Linked DNA regions of Homo sapiens: region 2 is linked to region 1. Evidence: read pairs that join two places in POLR2A ChIA-PET (ENCODE). Cell type or tissue: PC-9. All regions are shown on one strand. Each heading gives the region's core, and the rest is flanking DNA. Links, peaks and the distances in the headings are about the cores only. Region 1 overlaps SMURF1 (SMAD specific E3 ubiquitin protein ligase 1). Region 2 overlaps SMURF1 (SMAD specific E3 ubiquitin protein ligase 1).

Region 1 (6,954 bases), core at 2,248-4,747:
CAAAACAACACCTAGTTTGCAAGCCATATCTATAGACAGATTTCAGCAGATAACTGTGTAAAAGAAAAGAGAGTGATATTTTCTCTGTTCTTTAACACTCGCATCCTCCTCTTCTCCCCGCCCCCAGTCAGCTGGGAAACACTCCCAGATCCTTCCCAAGCTTAGTTTGGAAGTAAAGCTCAGCTTTGATAAACACTCAGCCCAGGAAATGCTTTGGATCGTAGACCACTTAGAATAGTTAGCTTGTCCTTTCCCAAGAGGTCTCTTTTCAAACTCGGTTTGATAGGCGATTTGGCGGTTTTTAAATTTTCACTAAAACCTCTTGGCGCATTGCTGAGAGATAAAATCATAGCAGTCTGGAAACTGTACACATGGTGTAGGGATGCACCACACCCAAGACAAGCTCCTCAAACTCCAGGGGAAAACCATTGTTCCAACGAGCTGCCAACAGGACTCTCTGCAGGAACCAGGGAGCGGCGAGGGGAACAGTCTCCACTGCGCATCACCTTCACTGCGCCATCTTGGTAGCTGCTTGATATAGTCAGCAACAAACGATGCTGGACCCAAGGAAAAGACTACAAGAACCTGTTTTTAGCATTTTGAAATGTTAGGCCGGGCAGGTGGCTCACGCCTGTAATCCCAGCACTTTGGGAGGCTGAGGCTGGTGGATCATCTGAGGTCAAGAGTTCGAGGCCAGCCTGGGCAACATGGTGAAACCCCATCTCTACTAAAAATACAAAATTATCTGGGCATGGTGGCGCATGCCTGTGATCCCAGTTACTCAGGAGGCTGAGGCAGGAGAATCGCTTGAACCCGGGAGGCAGAGGTTGCAGTAAGCCGAGATCGGGCCACCGCACTCCAGCCTGGGCAATAGAGTGAGACTCTGTCTCAAAAAAAAAAAAGAAGAAGAAGAAGAAAAAAAAAGGCCGGGCGCAGTGGCTCACACCTGTAATCTCAGCACTTTGGGAGGCCAAGGCAGGTGGATCACCCAAGGTCAGGAGTTCAAGACCAGCCTGGCCAACATGATGAAACCTCATCTCTACTAAAAAATACAAAATTAGCCAGGTGTGGTGGCGGGCGCCTGTAATCCCAGCTACTTGGGAGGCTGAGGCAGAAGAATTGCTTGAACCTGGGAGGCAGATGTTGCAGTGAGTCAAGATGGCACCATTGCACTCCAGCCTGGGTGACAGAGCGAGATTCCGTGTCAAAAAAAAAAAAAAAAAAAAGTAGTGTCCTTGACCGCACTACTAAAAGGCTCACTCCATAGCACTGACATCAACCATGCCACAGGGCTTTTTTCTTTCTTTCTTTTTTTTTTTTTTTTTTTTTTTTACATAATTAAAATTTCACATCACTTCTCTGTGTCTTTTGGACAACCACTGGTGTTGCACTTGGGAACTGTTCAAAATATCTCGAAGATCAAATAATTGTCTATAGTAGCAAATCCTCTCAACTTGGTTCATGAGTTCAAAGGCTAATGAAGCAGAATCCCAAACGCTGCCTCAAAGTGACAGGCAGGTTCATGAAACTGAACAGAATGTGAAGCCAAGTTCTTTCACCGAGAGAAAATGGTGGCAAGGCCTGAGGACAGAGCCAAACAGAAACACAGGACAGGGCTAGCGTAAACCGAGAATTCCCAAACTTCCGGAATTCACTGAAACTTTTATTTATTTTTTTTTTAGTAAAACTGCAAGAGTGACCTTTCAAAAATATATATGCAATACATAATAATAAGGCAAAGTTTGCTCTGATTTTTAGTAAATAGCCAGTAGCAGTGTAAGCCAAGTTATAAATGGCAATAAAAAAATAAATATTATGGCCAGGGCGTGGTGGCTTACGCCTGTAATTCCAGCACTTTGGGAGGCTGAGAGGATCACTAGAGACCAGGAGTTCGAGACCAGCCTGGGCAACATTGTGAGACCCTGTCTCTATAAAAAATTAAACAATTAGCCGGGCATGGTAGTGCACACCTGTAGTCCCAGCTACTCAGGAGGCCAACGTGGGAGGATCTGCTTGAGCCCAGGAGGTTGAGGCTATAGTGAGCTATGATTGCACCGCTGCACTCTAGCCTGGGTGACAGAGAGAGACTCTGCCTCAAATATTTCAAAATAGATAGATAGATAAATATTAGGTTGGTAAGAGGGGATGGGAATGTGGGGAGAACAAATATTATTTTCCATTTTATATGGTTACTCATCTGTATCATAATAAAGCTTGCATCACTTCCCCTCCATGCCACAGCCCTTGAACTGATCACTTTCTGAGAACGTTGGCTAAACATGAGAGCTCCTAACTGAATGATATAGTAAGAGTTTAATCTAGAGACAAAAAGGAAAAGAACTAGATTTAGAAACAATCTTTACTCCAACTTACAAAGTAAGAAGCCAAATATCTTCCCAAAGCAGTTCAACTTTAGTCCACTTGCAAAATACTCTCAGTGCAGCCTTAGGCAAGTCAGCCCCTAACATGTGCTGGGCAACAGCTGGGTGCCAGGTTACTTCACTTGTTCCTTGCAACAACAACCTGATGGGGTAGGTCTTGTCTGAGGCTTAAAGATGAAGCACATGATTTGGCCAAGGCTACTGGTATGTGGTGGAACTGGGTTGGCTGACTCCATTGCATCTCACCGTCTCAAAAATAGGGACAAGAATACGACCTATCTTGTGAGTTTATCAAGAGGAGGAAATACAACTCATGAAAAGTGCTTGGCCTCATTGCTGCCTGGCAAATAGTAAAGAGCTTCAATAATTGACAAATAGCTTTATTATTATTGTCCAAAGTCACCCCACTAGCAAGCAGCAGAGCTGTACTGGAAATCCAGGTTGGCAGCAGTCTTAAACCCACACTCCAAGTGGTGGTCACCTTAGAATAGTAAGGTATAGCTTACCAGCCTCGCCCAGTTTCCATTTAAAAAGGCCAAAGGGCAGAAGGGGCACTCCAAAGTCCCAATACTGAAGCTTTAATGCTAGCACTTGGCAGAATCTCATTCTAGAATACTTTTGGAGAGACTCCAAGCTTTGGGCATGAAGGCTGCACAGCTCTAGCAAAAGTGATCCAACGGCAGGGAAGGGAAAACGGGACAGGCGCTTCTACAGAATCTGCCTCTCTACCTGAACAGTTCCCTTCTGTGCACTTTAGGTTTGACCTACTTTGCCCACAAAAAGGTTTTAAGCAGTATCTGACTGTAAATGGAAGTAGGTCCAGTGTCAAAAAGGAAAAAAAAAAAAGTCACTACACAAATACTAACTTACCATTGACTGGAGGAGCCACAGTTGGGATCCAACTAGTACTTCTAAGAAGGTTTTAAGAAAGCATGTTACAATAAAGCAGCAAGATACTAAAGCAAGGACATCCAGGGCAGGGCCAACTAAACTTCCCTCTGAATGCCACTGCGCTTTATCAAGACATCCGTCATCATACAAAAATTTAACTTACTTACAGACACTTCTCACCTACTTGGAGTGGTTTTTCAAGGGCCAAATAGAAACCTGACATTAACTTAGTAACCATGTACAGAATGGATAAACAGTATTTACTTCCTCTGGTCTCTACCCTGTTTATTATATCCAGTACTCCACTTGCCAGACAACCTAGAGCATAGTAGTTATTCAATAAAAATTTTCATTCATTCATTCATTCATTCATTCATTCATTCATTCGAGACAGGGTCTTACTCTGTTGTCCAGGCTGGAGTTCAGAAGCACCATCATGGCTCACTGCAGCCTCAAACTCCTGGGTTCAAGAGATCCTCCTGCCTCAGCCTCCCAAGTAGCTGGAACTACAAGCATGCACCACCATGCCTGGCTAATTTTTTGTTTTTGTTTTTTTAAAAGATGGGAGGTTCTCACTATGTTGCCCCAGCTGGTCTTGAGCTCCTGGGTTCAAGCCATCCTCCCACCTTGGCCTCCCACAGTGCTGGGATTACAGGCATGAGCCACTGTGCCCAGCCAATAAATGTTTCTGTTTTTGTTTTTGTTTTAAAGAACCTTTGTAAAGCACTTAGTCTAAACTTTGGGCCCAATAAAGGAGTGCTTATGAAACATCCTAGAAAGACTATCATCCAGCATTTGTGTAAACACAGTAACACACTTTGTGAATGGGGCCTAATCTATTCCCTCATTAGGTGTCGCTCTGTGTCACCAGGTTCCTTCCCAAGTAGCACAACAGCAGTCATCATCACAGCTCACATTACCTATACACTTACCCGTGCACCCTGCTGGCACTTTCCACGGCTAGAAGGTGGCAAAGCCAGGACTGGAACCCAGGCCACTTGCCTCCAGCACCTGGCCCTTAGTTACCATGCTACTCCAGTCCCTGGATCCCATGCTATCCTCAGGGCATGAAAGGAAAAGTCCCTACTTTCTACCCAGCAGGCCTATAAAATTACAATTTATCATCTCATTTCCTGATCCAATCTCCCCGACAACTCACGACTTCTACAGAAGCCAAGTGTCCTCTCTTCCCTCTACCTGCCTGGCACCTCTTCTGTCCGTCTGACCTGCAAAGCAGCCAGACTCATGTCCACTCTGTCTTCGCTTATGCTATTACCACATGGTCTCTCAGCCCACCCAGATCTTTCTAGAGCCAGTTCACATTTGGCCTCCCCAGCAACTAGACTCAGGGGCGCTTTGTATTGTTACTTAACTGTTTCTAGCGAATGTACCATTTCCCTATGGCTGTTAAGTTTCTGGTAGAGACAGTCTTTTTCAATACTCCTCTCTATTGACTGTAGTATTCAATGAGAACAGCGAGCATGTATGGCGTTGGTATTTATCTTCCTTTAGAATGACGAGAAAATTAATATCAAATTCTAATGCAAAAATTATAAGCCTTAATATTAAAGAATCAAGCCTCATTTCAAATAATAAAGTACTTATTTCTTCTTTATACTTTTCAATAAGCATATATTCCTTTTTTTTTTTTTTTAATTATGGGCTGGGCTGGGTGCAGTGGTTCACGCCTGTAATCCCAGCACTTTGGTTGGCTGAGGCAGGCGGATCACGAGGTCAGATGTTCGAGACCAGCCTGGCCAACATGGTGAAACCCTGTCTCTATTAAAAATGTAAAGATCAGCCGGGCGTGGTGGCATGTGCCTGTAGTCCCAGCTACTCGGAGGTTGAGGCAGGAGAATTGCTTGAACCCAGGAGATGGAGGTTGCAGTGAGCTGAGATTGCGCCATTGCACTCCAGCCTGGGCGACAGAGCGAGACGCCATCTCAGAAAAATAAATTTAAAAAAATTAAAAAGTTTAATTAGAAATTATGTATACAGATATTTGCGTGGCAACACATTGGGATAAGATGCATTGATCTGATATTTGTATATTTAAAGTTATTATTCTTTAATTAGATGCTTTTTTGTTCTTAAGCATTTGATCATCTGAACTGGGTTCATTCAAAGTGTTATGAATTTCACAGCTATTAAAAAGAAATCAGCTATATCAAGAGGAGCTGTGTGATGTAGAAACAAATTAACATAACAGAAGTTTATTTCTTGCTCAACTACGTGTTCAGCATAGGTTGGGTCTGAGCAGGGGCCGGGGGGAAGGGCCAGCTTCGGCTTCACGTAATCACTCAGGGATCTAGGCTGATAGAGGCTCCACCACATGACACACAGCTTCTGTGGCAGAGCTGGAGGTTCCTAGTGCTTCAGCCCCGAAGTGGGACAACTCACTTCTCACAGTTTGCTAGCCAGAAGTAGTTACATGGTCCCACCTAACTGCAAGGTCACACGGGAACGTTGACGAGCACAGGGATAGTCATTGCATAGTGAATGTTCCTGCCACGCAGGCAGATCAGGAGGTAAGGAAACAGAGAAATCCCTGATCCGTATGTGCAAAAAGCAAGTATACAACAATGCACACACAATGCTCCCATCTGTGTTAAAAGAAAAAGAGGGAGGGAGTGAGAAAAGGAAGAGGCATTTTAAAAAAATCTCTGGAAGAACACAAGAATACCATGGTAAGAAAAGCTCGGCCGGGCCTGGTGGCTCACGGCTGTAATCCTAGCAGTTTGGAAGGCCGAGATGGGAGGATCACTTGAGGCCAGGAGTTCAAAACCAGCCTGGTCAACATAGCAAGACCCCATCTCTAAAAAAAATTTAAAATAAAATTAAAAAAAAGAACAGCTCTTTCTCTGGAGGCAAGCTGGTTAACAAGGGACAGAGGGGAAAGGAGGCATATTTTTCACAATCACCCTTTTATACCATATGTATGTATTATCTACTTAGAAATACTAACTAAAATAATGTTTAGGCTTTGAGACATGCACTTCAAATTAACAAGTTGGGTTTTTTTCCTGAATAAAGTCCAATTTATTCTAGTATGAGAAACACCAAATCCTTGACTCATACTGCTTGAAATGAAACACTGGGAGTAACTGTGACAAAATCATATCCTTTTGTCAAGTCTTGCTGAGAGATCGTGGACTGGCTTGCGTCTATTCTAAATATAAACAACGCTACTACATAGGCGATACGAAATGTACTTAAATCGATAAACTGTCTCCTTTTGAGAATAATTTTACTTTTATTTCAATTCAGGTTCCATTTTCTAAACCAAAACTCCTTTTCTAAAATAAAAAGGTACTTTTTGTACTGTTCAGATGAACCCTATGCAAAATACAGTAAATAAACCCTCTGGGGTTTCCAAAAAAAAATAATATCGCTGTTTCAGAATGCATTAAGATATGGAATGTACCAGGGTACAGTCTTTTACAAAATTATACTCAACACCCTCAAATAATACTTAAATACATCACATGCCAGATGTGCCAGGAGATAGCCTCTGGGGCTTATGACAAGATGACCGAATGGCTCATCTGTTCTCATGTGGTTGTCTTAAAAGCAGAATCCTGCTGACATTTGGCTGATGAGGTTAAGCCATGAATGACGCAGTCAGTAAACAGGTCAAGTCCCCAAAACGGCTTCCGTAATTCATTTCAATATTAATATCAAA
Region 2 (6,954 bases), core at 2,963-5,462, 68 kb before region 1:
TCCATTTTCCTTGTTATTTTACTCTATAATGAAACTCCTGGTTACATAAAATGCCAAAATGCCTTTAGATACTTTTTAAACATCAATCTTCACCCCCTGAGCAATTTTGAAGACAATTCACCTTAATAGGCTACTGTCCCTTAGAAGCAAATACTCTTTTAAAATCTTAGATTGAAAAATTTCAAATATGTATAAAAAATGAGAGACCAGTACAATGAACCCCCTGTGTCCACCCCTCCCAGCTAACCATCATCCAATGTCCACTCTTCCAATCCCTCCCCACCAACCCCAACATTTTATGACTTCATCCTTAAATATTTCCATTATCATGACTAAAAAATGTTCATTAATTTTTTAAAAAAATCAAATACCGGTGTTCAGATTTCTCCAATTGTCTCATAAATCAGGATCCAAAGTCCACACCTTGCATGTGTAGCTATGTCTCAAGTTTGTTTGAATATGAATTGTTGACAGGTTCTCCTTCCCTCCTGTCTTTGCTTTTCTTGCAGTCTATTTGTTGAAGACCCTGGGTTGTCTGTCCTACAGAAGGCCCCATTCTGGATGTTTGTTGATTATATTCCCTTGGGGCCGTGAGACACATTCCTGGTTCCCTGTATTTCCAAGAGGTGTGTTAATGTTGGATCATCTCTCTTTTGTGATGTTGTTAGCAATTACTGCTTGTTGGCCAGGTCCATTAATTCATGGGGGACTGCAAAATTGTGACAGTGACCAATGACGGTTCGGCAGTTTGTTGTATTTTTTTAGTGTGTTGAGTTCCTCCCCCCGTCATTATGAACCCAAAGATTTTTAATATATCTGATATGTTCCAAATTCATGGCAGTTATAATTCTTTTCTTTTCTTTGAGCCAGGGTCTTGCTGTGTCGCCCAAGGTGGAGCGCAGTGGTGTGATCAGGGTTCACTGCAACTTCAAACTCCTGGACTCAAAGCAATCCTCCCACCTCAGCTTCCCTAGCAGCTGGGATTATAGGTGCGTGCCACCATGCCCAGCTAATTTGTTATTTTTTATTTTTTGGTAGAGACAAAGTCTCGCTATGTTGCCCTGGCTGGTCTCAAACTCGAGACCAAAGTCTCTGGCCACCTTGGCCTCCCAAAGTGCTGGGATTACAGGCAGTTATAATTCTTATTGATGCTCAAACTCACCCATCTTTGGCCCGTGGGAGCCTCTTTCACTGGATTTTGAGTCAGGCACAACCCCAGTTGTTTGTTTGTTTGTTTTTGAGACAGAGTCTTGCTCTGTCACCCAGGCTGGAGTGCAGTGGCATGATCTTGGCTCACTGCAACCCCCTCCTCCCGGGTTCAAGCAATTCTCCTGCCTCAGTCTCCCCAGTAGCTGGGACTACAGGCGCCCACCACCACGCCTGGCTAATTTTTTGCATATTTAGTAGAGATGGGGTTTCACCGTATTAGCCAGGATGGTCTCAATCTCCTGACCTCGTGATCCACCTGCCTCGGCCTCCCAAACTGCTGGGATTATAAGCGTGAGCCACCACGCCCAGCCAACTCCAGTTGTATTTACAGCTTCCTTTATAGCCAAGTAAACTGGTTCACAGTTTTATCCCAACATCCTTTATGCATCTCAAGCATTCTGCAGAGTGACTTAAGGAGGGAAGGGCGCTTTCCTATAGGCCGAGAGGTTAAGGCAGCAGAGAACTCAGCCCGCCTCTTGCTGTGGTTATACGTACCCTTCATTTTCTAACAGTCCTCTGCAGTCCACCACCGAGCCGCCGGTTCCTATTCTGTCTCGTGTCTGTAAACTGACTAAAAGAGAAAAGAACGACTTGTGTTAAAACCCAGCGGGGTTTACATAATTATAATACAGTGAGTCATTGCTAATTTAGAATTTATGTACAATATCATAAAAAACGAGGCATATGTGTATGCATACACACATATATTCCTATGCTTTCCAATACGAAGCATTTTACTCCAGTAGCTGCATGCTACTTGGAATATTCCTTGTAAATGTGGTGAAGAAAAGGGTGCTATGTTTCTCCTGGTCTCCATAAAAATAACAATGTAATATTCAGTCCCTCTAAGTTATTTTCAAGAAGATTTATTTTTTAAGAAGACTTTTTTTGGGCCAGGCACGGTGGCTCATGCCTGTAATCCCAGCACTTTGGGAGGCCAAGAAGGGAGGATCGCCTGAGCTCAGGAGTTTGAGACCAGCCTGGGCAACATGGCAAAACCCCATCTCTACTAAAAATACAAAAATGAGCCAGGCATGGTGGCACACACTTGTAGTCCCAGCTACTTGGGAGGCTGAGGCAGGAGAATTGCTTGAACCCAGGAGGCGGAGGTTACAGTGAGCTAAGATCGCGCCACTGAACTGCAGCAGGGGTGACAGAGTGAGACTCTGTCTCCAAAAAAAATTAAAAATTAAAAAAAATAATAAAAATAAGAAGTTTTTTTGGGGGGGATTAAGTCTCACTGTGTTGCCCAGGCTGGCCTCAAACTCCTGGGCTTGAGCAATCCTCCCACCTCAGCCTCAGAGTAGCTAGACTACAGGCATGTGCCACTGAGCCCAGTTTTTATTTCTTAAGAACATTCTGACTTAAGTTTAATAAAGACACAGAGAGGCCGGGCACAGTGGCTCACACCTGTAATACCAGCACTCTGGGAGGCTAAGGCGGGCGGATCACCTGAGGCTGGGAGTTCCAGACCAGTCTGGCCAACATGGCAAAACCCCGTCTCCACTACAAATACAAAAAATTACCCAGGCGTGGTGGCAAGCAGCTGTAACTCCAGCTACTCAGGAGGCTGAGGCAGGAGAATCGCTTAAACGCGGGAGGCGGAGGTTGCAGTGAGCTAAGATCATGCCACTGCACTCCAGCCTGGGCGACAGAGCAAGACTCCGTGTCAAAAAAAAAATGAATAAAGACACAGAGAGTACTTTCAGTATCTGCAAAGTCTAAGTGAATCTAAATATTTATTCTCTATCTTTACTATGAACAAGACTTTTATAAAGTTGTTTTCAGTTACTCATTTTTCTCCCTGGCACATCCCGCCACAAAGAAAAAAGAAATTACACGCAGGAAAGCATTCGGTGAGAACTTTTTCATGATGGTAGATTTCAGGGTGTATGTCTGCACTATTCATTTATCTTGGGTCAGGTCTACACAGGACAATACCTAAAAGATTTGGAGTGAGAATCACTCCAGTGTGCTGCAGAGAGACCTTTTTTTTTTTATTCCATGCAGCAGTGCTTCCAAGTCAATATCTGAGTTACCCTAAAACACTAATACAAGTGGGTGGATAATAGGATGAGTTATTTAACAGCTAAATCACTTCCAACAGACTGCCTCTAGCCAACACTTTGTAACATTAGCACACTTTAATTTTTCATTCTAAATAATGCAGTCCCCTGACTGTACAAATCATATTACATGGAATTCTTCACAACTCTATGCTTTTTACATATATGATGGGGCTTCCAGAAGAAACTATTTCCCAACTCCTGTATGTGTGGCCACCATTCTTATTATCTACCCTTGGATAATACGGTCAAAAATGTATTGTCCATAAATGTGATGATTAAAATTACATTTAAAATTCTAACCCTAAATCTTTCTGTACCCGAGTCATTTTTACTCAACTTTAAAAGCCAAGAGAAGGGGGCCGGGCATGGTGGCTCACGCCTGTAAGCCCAGCACTTTGGGAGGCCAAGGCGGGCAGATCACTCGAGGTCAGGAAATCGAGACCAGCCTGGCCAACATGGTGAAACTCCGCCTCTACTAAAAATACAAAAATTAGCCAGGCGTGGTGGCACACACCTGTGGTCCCAAGTACTCGGGAGGCTGAGGCAGGAGAATCGCTGGAACCTGGGAGGCGGAGGTTGAGGTGAGCTGAGATCTCACCACTGCACTCCATCTCAAAAAAAAAAAAACCAAAAAAAAAAAAAAGCCAGGAGAAGGGAATTAGATAAAATAATAAAAACTACACAAGACAAAACTTCCTAGTACTGAAGAGAAGGCCCCGTACGTGGTCTGTCCTCTGAGGCCCGTCAGCATCGTCAGTGCCTGTATGTGAGTTCTCGGCGATGAAGGGTTGAATGTAAGTTCTGGAAAAGCATCTCTTTACACAGACAAGAAAGTTCTTACCCACTATCTGGCCACGAACTGCATCAGTATCTGAGGGGTTTAGTTTGCATAGATCCAAACGCTGGTCTGTAAACAAACAATTCAAAACTTAACCCAAGGAACGTGAACTAGGGAGGAAGGCAGGAATTCAGTATTCAGCGATCAAAACAAAAAACGATGCCTCCTAAGCTTTCTTTGGTTGCATTAAGAGGCAGGAAAGTGTTTGGTTCTTACATCCGGTATCTTTTAATCTGCTGATGGCATTGGAGAGCAGCCGCACACAGCCCAGGAAGCCAGCTCCCTGTTTCTTGTGAATTTTCTTATGGTTCCACACGCTAATGGTTATCGAATCCGTTTTCCCAACATATCTGGAAAGAAAGTGCAAAACTCATTTTTAATTGTGTTTGGTTTTTTTTGTTTTGTTTTTTTTTTTTTTTGAGATAGAATCCTGCTCTGTTGCCCCCAGGCTGGAGTGCAGTTGTGTGATCTCAGCTCACTGCAACTCCCAAGTTCAAGTGATTCTCCTGCCTCAGCCTCCCGAGTAGCTGGGACTACAGGCGTGCATCACCATGCCTGGCTAATTTTTGTATTTTTAGTAGAGATGGGGTTTCGCCATGTGGCCAGGTTGGTCTTGAACTCCTAACCTCAGGTGATCCACCTGCCTTGGCCTCCCAAAGTGCTGGGATTACAGGCATGAGCTACTATGCCCAGCTTTTAATTGTATTTCTGAATTATGATATCTCATTGAGATTTTCTCTTTAAGAAACCTTATAAAATAATGTTGCCTCTGTATTACACATGTAACAGGCATTTAATAAATACGTATCCATTAATTTCAACAAGCTGGGAAGAAGAACTACCTTGCTCCTTATGGAAGGGGCAAATGTAGATAACCACACGATGATAATAATCTTATAACAGACTTACTATATTTTATTTATTTTTATTTATTTTTTTATTTTTTTGAGACGGAATTTTGCTCTTGTCGCCCAGGCCGGAGTGCAATGGCGCAGTGTTAGCTCACTGCAACCTGTCTCCTGGGTTCAAGGAATTCTCCTGCCTCAGCCTCCCCAGCAGCTGAGATTACAGGCACCTGCCACCACACCTGGCTAATTTTTGTATTTTTAGTAGAGACGGGGTTTCACCATGTTGGCCAGGCTGGTCTCAACCTCCTGACCTCAGGTGATCTTCCTGCCTCGGCCTCCCAAAGTGCTTAGATTACAGGTGTGAGCCACTGCACCCAGCAAATTTACTATATTTTAATAGTCGCATAGGACAGTAACATGATTCATAAATTCTCACCAATTAGGTTTGATACAGAATACTGGTTTGCGACAAGGGACTACTTACAAACCTACGGATCTATTCAAAGTACACAAGAGGACACTAAGACATTAAACCTCCATTTACTGTCACTGCAAGTCAACGGAGAGAGGAACTCAACCCACTTACACAGCCTCAGTGTCACTGAAACTGAATCTTAGAATATAATTCTTAAAAATCCCACCCAAATACAGTATAATTTGTATTAACTAAAAGACAATAATCTTTCAGGATTACTTTGATGAAAATATCTTAGTAGGAACATGAAAACATGGGTGCATATAAAATAGTGGTCTTCACAGCCAGGTGCAGTGGCTCACGCCTATAATCCCAGCACTTCAGGAGGCCAAGGTGGATCACCTGAGGTCAGAAGGTCAAGACCAGCCTGGCCAACATGGTGAAACCCATCTCTACTAAAAATATAAAAATTAGCCAGGCATGGTGGCGGGTACCTGTAATCCCAGCTACTCGGGAGGCTGAAGATCGAGAATCGCTTGAACCCAGCAGGAGGAGGTTGCGGTGAGCCAAGATTGCGCCACTGCGCTCCAGCCTGGGCAACAGAGCGAGACTCTGTTTGAAAAAAAAATTTAATTTAATTTAAAAATAAAATAGGCCGGGCGCGGTGGCTCACGCCTGTAATCCCAGCACTTTGGGAGGCCGAGGCGGGCGGATCACGAGGTCAGGAGATCGAGACCATCCCGGCTAAAACGGTGAAACCCCGTCTCTACTAAAACTACAAAAAATAGCCGGGCGTAGTGGCGGGCGCCTGTAGTCCTAGCTACTTGGGAGGCTGAGGCAGGAGAATGGCGTGAACCCGGGAGGCGGAGCTTGCAGTGAGCCGAGATCCCGCCACTGCACTCCAGCCTGGGCGACAGAGCAAGACTCCATCTCAAAAAAAAATAAAATAAAATAAAATAAAATAAAATAAAATAAAATAAAATAAAATAAAATAAAATAAAATAGTGGTCTTCAAAGTACAATCCAGTTTTTGAATGACTATAAGAAATTGATGGCTTTGATCATATAAAACTATATTTTCTCTTGCAGAAAATATATATGTACTAAAAAGCAAAAATTTTCAAAGTCAACAGAAACATACAGTCATAATAATGAATTTTTTAGGCCTGGTACAGTGGCTCACGCCTGTAATCCCAGAACTTTGGGAGGCTGAGGCGGGTGGATCATGAGGTCAGGAGTTCGAGACCAGCCTGGCCAAGATGGTGAAACCCCGTCTCAACTAAAAATACAAAAATTAGTTGGGCATGCTGGCGGATGCCTGTAATTCCAGCTACTTGGGAGGCTGAGGCAGGAGAATCACTTGAATCCAGGAGGTGGAGGTCACAGTGAGCCGAGATCGCGCCACTGCACACTCTAGCCTGGGCGACAAAGCAAGACTCCATCTCAAAAAAAAAAAAAATGCATTTTTTAGGTAGAAACTACAACTAGGTTTAGGGTTTTGCTGAAAAACAGTAGCATGTGGAGTTCACAAACTATGGCCTTTTTTTCTGCTAAAATGGCCAGGAGATTGAAAAG

Evidence for each region. ChIA-PET counts read pairs that join two places held together with the same protein. Peaks named below come from ENCODE experiments on the same cell type or tissue, not always from the same donor. Only the 100,000 strongest peaks of a DNase experiment are listed, where the experiment ranks them.
Region 2: POLR2A ChIA-PET joins it to region 1 with 16 read pairs; 4 of 35 experiments call an interaction of 5 or more read pairs at or near these places.

Annotation. Positions count from the first base shown.
Region 1 is chr7:99,121,438-99,128,391 of GRCh38, forward strand. The region is part of intron 1 of SMURF1 (SMAD specific E3 ubiquitin protein ligase 1); the gene reads right to left. Among named protein-coding and RNA genes, the nearest start is that of SMURF1, 19 kb to the right of the region's middle. In PC-9, for the core only: no CTCF peak of the experiment used is centred there; DNase peaks (open chromatin) are centred at 2,504, 3,434 and 4,123; H3K4me3 peaks cover 1,046 bases; H3K27ac peaks cover 2,500 bases.
Region 2 is chr7:99,053,086-99,060,039 of GRCh38, forward strand. It overlaps SMURF1 (SMAD specific E3 ubiquitin protein ligase 1), which reads right to left. Exons shown (of 18, transcript NM_181349.3): 4 at 4,333-4,466; 5 at 4,120-4,185; 6 at 1,705-1,780. Among named protein-coding and RNA genes, the nearest start is that of SMURF1, 88 kb to the right of the region's middle. RefSeq lists a silencer at 2,501-2,795. In PC-9, for the core only: no CTCF peak of the experiment used is centred there; no DNase peak of the experiment used is centred there.